Regions from separate parts of the Homo sapiens genome. Here region 1 is linked to region 2. The links are chromatin contacts, found by Hi-C or POLR2A ChIA-PET in ENCODE. All regions are on one chromosome and are shown on one strand. Each heading gives the region's core, a stretch centred on a gene start or an enhancer-like site at or near the end of the contact. The rest is flanking DNA. Distances are from core to core; before and after follow the strand shown.

Region 1 (4,202 bases), core at 845-3,344, 1.2 Mb before region 2:
AATACCTCCCCTCCCCTCACTCCCCTCCCCTCCCGTCCTGAGGGCACAGGTCAGTTCCTCATGACCTCTCAGGGAAGGTCTGAAGGTCTCTTACCTGGCTCTCTACCTTCAACCCCACCCCTCCTCTGGCCCCTCTTTTTCCTAAGGACCCAAGTGACAATGACAACACCCACCACCCATATCCTGAGCTACATACACCCCATGCCCCCAAATTATCCTTACTATCTCTCCTTCCCTCTCATTCTCCGAAGCCAATCCTTCAACACCACCTGGCCTTTGAGGCTCCCAGAACTGGCCTCTGACCTGATCACAGGCCCATCCCAAGGAAGGGCAGCCACATCCCCCAAGGAAGGCGGAGTTTCTGCTGCACCTCTAGTAGCACCTGGGGCCTAGACATTCCTACCATCTGAGAAGGGGGTCTCTAGAGCCCACTAGGTGCTGAGGAACATTCACAGGCCAAAGGAACAGGCAGGCCCAGGGAGAGAAGCCTAGGAGGGGGCAGGCGAATATGAAAGGGAATGGGCCCCAGTAGGAGAGAGAATCACTAAGGCAGGCCAGGGCAGGCTGCTCAGCTGCCCACAGCAATCTCACCCTCTGAGGATGGAAGGAGGGGCTCGGCTCTCTCTGACTCACCCCTTAGAGCCAGAACTGTCCATGCACATCCCTGACCCATTCCCTCATTAACCCAAACGCCAAATCCAGGGGCCACCAGAAACACTGCAAAATCAGACACCGTGGCATGTGAACCTGTGGTTTCCAACAAAAAAGAAAAAAAAAAACTTTAATTTAAAAAAAAAAAAAAAACCCATCATGGTGGCAGCAACCGCTCACTGGAGTGAAGAAGTTTGACTCTTTACTGTGGGAAGTCACTACACAGCTGCACAACGTCAGGGGGGCTGGATCCCCTCCTTTATCACAGGGTGACAAACACTGCCCTGGCACAGTGTGGGGAAGGTGGGCCCCCAGCTTCCAAGGCCATCAAGCCCCTGACCGCCAGCCCTGGATGGCCTCCACATGCAGGTGCAGGAGAGGCTGGGCCCCAGCTCTGAGCTCCACCAGGCTCTCCAAAGGGTCTGAGGGTCTCAGTGCCTGGCATCCTGTAAAAACCCTGATCTTAGTGACTGAAACACTGTGAATTTCCACCACCAAAAACTCACAACCCAAAACCTGCCAAGTTTCAGGACACCGAGGGGCCTCCTCATTAACCTGGTGAGAGGAGGCCTCTGTCTACCTCAGTGCTGTCATCAGGAAAGCAGCAGAGTGGGTGGATTTGAGTCAGGGGAGTCCTCAGTGGGAGAAGCACTGGGCCTGGAATGGAGGTCACCTAGTCCAGTGACTTCCAAGCTTACTATTTTTATTATTTTTTAAGCTACAGGAGGCTTTGTTCAAAGAAACTCTGACCCAGAAACCCAACATGGAAGCAGGCAGAGCAGGACACTTTTATCTTCAGGTGGCTGGGGGAAAGGAAGGCTTCACAAGGTGCACACTAAAAACCATGGGCCTACTGTGACTGACGCCATGCTCCACAGGACAGCAGAACGGCTCAGGAGCTGCCTCCAGAATCATATGGCAACTAGTTCAACAGAACTGTGATAGACTTGGAAATGCATGTTTTGAAGAGCTGTCATTCACAGCAGCTTGAAAAAGCCCCCACTGGCCAAATCTGGAACAATCTGAGCGGCAAAATAAACAATAATAACAACGGATTTTAACTCATTGAATAAAATAAGAATTCATGAGCCCATTCTAATACACACACAGAGATAAATAAACAGGAAAGAAGGAAAAGTTATGTGTAGCACAATGATACATAGCTACAGCAGTTCTGTATAGTTAAATGATAAATGTAGAAGGAATTATGGAATTAAATCATCGCATTCAACACCCATGACAGAAACAACCGACTGTGCCAAGAATCTGCAATGGGTCCTAAAACCAGTCATGAGTTTGATGTGAAATAGCATACTGTATTTGCATAATCTCAAAGTATCTCCCCACAGGACACTTACAAAGAACAAAATAGTAACTTAGAGGGGAGAAACCCAGCAGACATCACCATAAGCAAGCGATCATTGTCAATATCACCGGTAATGACTCAGACCCACATCATGTGCCTCCCAAGGGGATGCACCTAGAACTCACCATTTCCGCAGTATTCCTTACAAAACTGCAAAACTTGCAGCTAACCATGAGGAAACAACAAACAAACTTAAATTAAGGGAGATACTACAAAATAACTGGCTTCAAGTAACTGAAACATAGAGTTTGTGGTCCTTCTTGGAGGAACAAAAAAAAAGCAAACAAAACATTCAGGCCTTGGGCCCCATTGGAGATTTTCACTTTTACGTTTTTGAGACAGGGCCTCACTCTGTGACCCAGGCTGGAGTGCAGTGGCACCGTCACAGCTCACTGCAGCCTTGACCTCCTGGGCTCAAGTGATCCTCCTACCTCAGTGCACACCTGCAGTCCCAGCTACATAGGGAGATGGGGTCTCCCTATGTTGCCCAGGCTGGTCTCAAACTCCTGCTTAAGCCATCCTACTGCCTCGGGCTCCCAAAGTGCTAGGATCACAGGCATGAGCCACCACGCCCAGCACCCATGAGAGATTTTCAGAATGATTCATCAGGCAGCTCATTCAACTGCACCAGCAGCCTCAGGGCAACACCTGCCCACCTAGGTGAGGCAGGGCCTGGTCACCCACACCTGCCACTCACCCCACACCTGCTACCCACCCCACCCCCACTTCTCAAATGGCTAGGCAAAAGGAGGCCTGGCACCTTGACTTCCAAGTTGATGTCCCAACCTACTTCCCTCTGCCATTGAAGGTGAAGCTGCCCACTCAAGGGAGGATGCTAGGCCAAAGCAGGCATAGTGCACGTGTCCTATACCCATACCCTGATCATCATGACAGGCCTGTTTCTGAAAATCTAAGTCTACATGAAATGTCTATACACAGAATCCTTTTATATGCCCCTGGTAAGAGCACATCAGAGCCTCTTCCTCAGCTAGTTGCAAACAAACGTGGAGAGTCTGGGCCCAGTCTACACTAGTATTCCCAATGTGAACAAGAACCCAGGGAGTCCAAGGTGCTGTGCCTCCAGACCTCAGGAGGACTGGGCTGGGCCCTGTGGCCTCCCTAGATCAGCAAGGTTGAAGCAAACCACCCAGCAATCCATCAGTGCACAGGCTCGCCTGCCAAGCCCATGGGGTGAAAAGACTTTTGCTGTGGGAGACAAACACCTAAAGACTTGTTTCTACATGTTCAGGGCACTGCTGCATGTAAGACACCGAGAATGAGGCCGTGGAGACAAACACCAACTCAGAGTGGGACCTGTGCCTGACTCAGGGAACTCAGAACATGACTCCCTTCACTAAGTGCAGTCAAGTAGGTGCTGGAGGGCAGAGAGAAGGAGGTGGTGGTGGTGGCAAGCTGGTCAGGAAATGCTCCCTAAAGCAGCTAGTTTAAATTTGTACTAGATGAGGGCAGCACATCTAGAAGCTCCCCAGTTTGGGATCGAGAGCTGTGCCTAAAGATAGGGAGGGACACACTGCAACCCGACCTGGCAGCAGGCAACTGTTTCACCCCGAGACTGACCCTCCAATGAAGATTATTAACAGAGCCTTCAGTGCATCCCCAGCTCCAGGCTGGGCCCTGCAGATGATACCAAGACAAAACCAGCATGGTCATCCTTGCAGGGCTGACACCATTGGGGTGGGAGCCACTCCTGAACACCATAGATGTTCCAAGTGATGAGTGGCCCATTCTTGGGGAGAAACAAACTTTGCTCCAATAACTGGGTCTTTAAAAGCTGGCTGTTACAGGAGCTGCTCCAGTAGGCTGCAGGGATTTGACCTACATGCCTAATGTAGATTTGAAGTGTTCTCTTTGTACAGGTCACAAAGAAACTACATAAGAGAGTTTAGAATTATATTTACTCCTCATTCTCTATGTTTCCACGCCTGAAAGGCATAAAGATTATGGCTGTAAGATGCTTAAAAATCTTTTTATACAAAATTGCACAGTCAGCTAGAATATACTGTCAGTCTTCCATATATCCACAGGTTCCACATCCTCAGATTCAAGCAACCAGGATCAAAAGTATTCAGGAAAGGCTGGGCGCAGCGGTTCACACCTGTAATCCCAACACTTTGGGAGGCAGGTGGATCACCTGAGGTCAGAAGTTCAAGACCAGCCTGACCAA
Region 2 (3,950 bases), core at 1,057-3,556:
ACACAGGGGTTGAACCAGACCTTGCTAAATCTTCTGCGCACAGTGAAGCTGCCCATCAGATCATAAGCTCTTGGGAGGCAGACAGGGAGCTGGTAAATCACTAGTGCCTCAGGCTCTGACCCAGGGAGCAGGGATTCAACACTGGAGCCCTGGGAGGGTGGGAGACCAACTCTGCAAGCCCAGAGACTACCCGCTGGCACCCATCCACTCCAGTCCCAGCCCCAGGGAAATGCACACATTGATTTAAAGCCTCCTGGGCCTGGCTAGAATCCCCCGAGGGACTAGGGAGAGACTCCACAAACAGGACTGCCTCTCTTTTCCAGGAGAGCAGAGGACTGTTGTGGGGAGGTCTGGACAAGCTCCATCCAGTTCCCGGAGCTCCTCAGAAGGCAGAGCTGGCTGCCCTCGCCCCCCACCATGGGCAACCACAAAACAGGAACCCTGAAACAAGACGAGGCTTTCCATTGCGTCAGCAGGGGCAGGGACATTCCCACAGCAGGACGCCGACCTCGCACTACTCCCAACTTCTATGCCCGATTCCTGCCTGCTACTCAGCAGCAGCCCTGCTCCTAGAAGCAGGAGGAGTCCCAGTGCCTCTGAGGCTCCAAAGCCTTTGATGGCTCCCCACTGCCCTGAAGGTGTTGCAGCAGCCTCACTCAACCTCTCCTCGAGCTCCTGCTAACCTCCCCCCTGCCATCTGGAGGGACATCCTCCTTTCTCATCAAGCGCCATACCTCTCCTGGTTTCCAAGCCTTCGCAGCTACTAGTCCTCCCACCCAACAGTCCTTTCTCATCCTGCCCATTTCCAAAATCAAGTTTCACCTGGGAAGTGTTTCAGGCCGCTCCAGCCTGAAAGTCACCATTTTCCCCTCTTCCTTCTATAGCTCTTGGGGTGTAGAGCATAGGCCTCTGTTCATCTAATTCTCTCTTGCCGTGCTGCACCCTAATATTTCCCACTGCACACCCAGATGCGGGTGGTGGCACCCAAAGACATGGCCCAAGCTTCTTTCTCACTTTCCTCTCTCCCCACCTCTCTGGCACAGGGCTGGTATTGAGGCCCTGGAGTGGAGTCTACCTTTTAGAGATGAGATAAAGATGAGGCAGAGATGAGACACTCAGGCCCCCAGAGGGGAAGTGACTTGCCAAAGGTCACACACTAATTTGGCACCAGACTACAGATACAATCACTTCAGGGCTAGTGTTGGGAGCCATGATTCTACCAATAGCATCAGAATTATCTGGGGAGCTTTACAAGCCAAATCACAGGGGCCGGGCCTCCCCTCAGACCCAACAACTCTCCAGGGTGGTTTGGGAGCCTCAGTCTCAGAAAATGTGAGTGTCCTGGCTAAATCCCCTGTTCTCCATTCACCCAGTACACACAAAGCAGCACCACTGCCCCAGGCCAGGCACTTCTAAGGCCTGGCCTCACCCTACGGGGGGTGGGAGCAGTTGGGGAACCCAGCAGGGTCTCTGCGGCTTAGAGAAGCCCCAGGGTGGCTCTAAGGAGAAGTCAGGGCCATGGCTGGGGCTACTGAGAGGGAGGAAAAGGGTCATACTTCCTGAGCCTGGCCAGGCAGGGGGACAGCAGACTGCCTGCTTGGCCCACCCAGGGGTCCTCACGCCCAGTACTCTGGGTGATGGGGGTAGCTCCCAGCTCTGTGCATCAGTTTGGAAAGGCACACAGCCCATCAGATCCTGGGGAACAAGGACACTGTGAGCTTCCCCGAGGGACTCACTATGGGTCCTGGAAGGGCTCCCCGGAAAGGCCTCATCAGTGCCCCGCCCCTGACCATTTTCTCCCTCTAGAGGACTGGAAACCTGAGAGTGTCGCCAAAGGTCCTCGCATCCCTCAAGCTGCCCTGATGGGCCTTGAAGAACCCTCTTTCTGGTGTGCGGGGGTCCCTGCAGAAAGCCACCGCATTTTCAGACCTCCCACTTCAGTCAGGTCAGGGCCATGGGAGCTGGAGGCGGCAGCAAGGCCTGCTGCTGGGGGAGTGGGCACCTCAGGACACAGGGACAAGGCCACAGGAAGCTAACCCTCACCTCAGGGCTGGAGCAGGAAACCAGGCAGCAGGCACAATGAAATCATAAACCACACGTTCCCACTGGGAGACTGGGATTTGCAGTGGGCTGGGAGAGGGCATTGGCTCCATCCATGGCCTCTCCTGCCATGTGACCTTGGGGCAGGAAGTCCCTTCGGCCCTCCGGCCAGTGGGCTGGCCTTCCTTCCCTGCCTGTGGTGTCTGGCCAGGGAGCTCCCTGGGAAGCTGGAAGTGCTTCGAGGGTGGAGGCCTTGTTTTTCCCTTTGCAGGCTCCCTCGTGAGGCAGCTGCTGCTCTGCCAGGCCCTGGGAGAGTTTCCTCCTGCAGCCGAGGCTTGGGGAAGGAGGGCGAGGGAGGCCCAGCAGATGCTCTGTGACACGGTGTGGCGGGGCAAGAGCAAGGGTGAGGTGCACTCTGTACCAGTCAAAGGTCCCGAAATCCTTCTCCCTGCTGGGTTCGGGCCTGTACCCCTCTCTCTGAGGTGGTGCTAAGGATCCCAGCCACAGGCCCCACTGAGGAGTTCCTTCCCCATGGAGGAGCCAGCCTCTCCCGAGGGACCCATGCCGCATCGCTCAAGGTAAACACCTCCCTTGCCCAGAGAGCCTCGCGCCCGCTCCTTCCAGCTCTGCCAGCACAGAACTCTCTGTTCCTGAGGACCCGAGGCTGAGCTGGCGCTCCCGCCCGATCAATGGATGACTTCACAGGGACTGACGCCTACTGGCACCAAGACTGTCCCTCAGGGAGGTCTGAGGCTGCTCCTGGGACCGCTGCCCACTCGTGCCCCCTGGCTGACCTCTGCTGGATGACAGAGTGCTGGCCAAGGGGTTGGAGACCTGGGACTCATGCCACCCTCTTGCTGGATGACCTTGGGCAAAAGTGAACCTCAGTTTTCTCCTGTGTTAAATGGGAATGCCTGGCTGGTCTACTCCTTCCCCGCAGCAGGCTGCCACAAAACAAATGCTAGAGAAACAGGAGGTCTCTTTATCTAACAGACTCGCCTGCACTGTTACACTTGTGGGCTCTGAGCTAGTGTCCTCACTGCACCTCTGTCTTAAGTCTATCCTCCTGGACAGCGCTGTCTGTCGTCCATGGAGCTTCCTGTTGTGGTGGACATGTTCTAGAGTCTGAGCTGCCCAACAAGGCGGCTACCAGCCTTCGGTGGCTACTGAGTGCTTGAATGTGGTTAGTGCCAAGGATAAGCTTAACTCATCCCTTTAATTAATTGAAATTCACAAACAGCCACATGTGGCCAGTGGCTACTGTACTGAATGGCGTCATCTTAGACCCAGCTCAGTCACTCCTTACTCCCTGGGGCAACATTCAGGAAGCCCCGGGCAGGACTTCCGCAGAACCTCTGTGGAAGCACCTTTCTCCCTCTAGCTGCCTGACTCCAGACTAGGGACTCATCTCAGAGTTCCCAGGGACTGCATGGACTGGGTGCTCAACCAATGCAGACTGAGATCTGGAAGTGCTCTTTCAATCCCTCTGCCCCCCGACCCCGTCCCAACTCCAATGGGGAAAACACACCCAACCAGCCTTCCACTCGTGCCATCATCATTCAGCAGCCACTGGGCACCCACCATCCGCCAGGCACCACAGTTGGCACTGGGGCATACGGTGATGAGAAACACGTGGTCCCTGCCTTCAGGGAGCCCACTGGCATCAAGGTCTTGCTCCTGTTGGAGCCAGGCCTGGCCTCCTACATCCCCAACTGGATGATCTCGGGCACATCAGTTTTCCCATCTGAAACTGGGGCTCAAAAGTCCCTGAGCGCACAGGCTGTGATGAGAATCAAGAGGCATGAGAGAGGCACAGGGGCTCTGAGCCAGGGGAGGGCTGTGCAGGGCAGTGGAGGCAGCCTTATGTAGCGAGGTGTAAACTCTGTGCAGGCTGCGCTTCCGGTAAAGAC

Evidence for each region. A loop is a pair of places that touch in the nucleus more often than their neighbours do. ChIA-PET counts read pairs that join two places held with the same protein, here RNA polymerase II (POLR2A). Pooled maps may share reads with other maps.
Region 1: a map of OCI-LY7 shows a loop between it and region 2 (7-fold over the local background). The contact joins two enhancer-like sites. A Hi-C loop is called at or near these places in 1 of 168 maps with a recorded cell type or tissue (OCI-LY7), 1 of 37 single-sample maps with no recorded cell type and 6 of 50 pooled maps. POLR2A ChIA-PET finds 5 or more read pairs at or near these places in 1 of 52 experiments (WTC11).

Annotation. Positions count from the first base shown.
Region 1 is chr10:80,470,288-80,474,489 of GRCh38, reverse strand. All of the region lies in intron 1 of TSPAN14 (tetraspanin 14), which reads right to left. Among named protein-coding and RNA genes, the nearest start is that of TSPAN14, 18 kb to the right of the region's middle. RefSeq lists enhancers at 1,316-1,365, 1,998-2,227, 2,928-2,997, 3,008-3,247. Within about 2 kb of position 2,094, at least 15 of the 41 ENCODE cell types and tissues checked have a DNase peak (open chromatin) inside an H3K27ac peak, as active enhancers do; they include OCI-LY7, where a contact is called at or near this core.
Region 2 is chr10:79,245,113-79,249,062 of GRCh38, reverse strand. The region is part of intron 7 of ZMIZ1 (zinc finger MIZ-type containing 1); the gene reads right to left. Among named protein-coding and RNA genes, the nearest start is that of PPIF, 100 kb to the left of the region's middle. RefSeq lists enhancers at 1-94, 2,507-2,586, 2,617-2,666, 2,677-2,846, 3,067-3,146 and 2 more, cis regulatory regions at 216-716, 3,833-3,950, 3,707-3,950 and a silencer at 1,702-1,771. Within about 2 kb of position 2,306, at least 27 of the 41 ENCODE cell types and tissues checked have a DNase peak (open chromatin) inside an H3K27ac peak, as active enhancers do; they include OCI-LY7, where a contact is called at or near this core.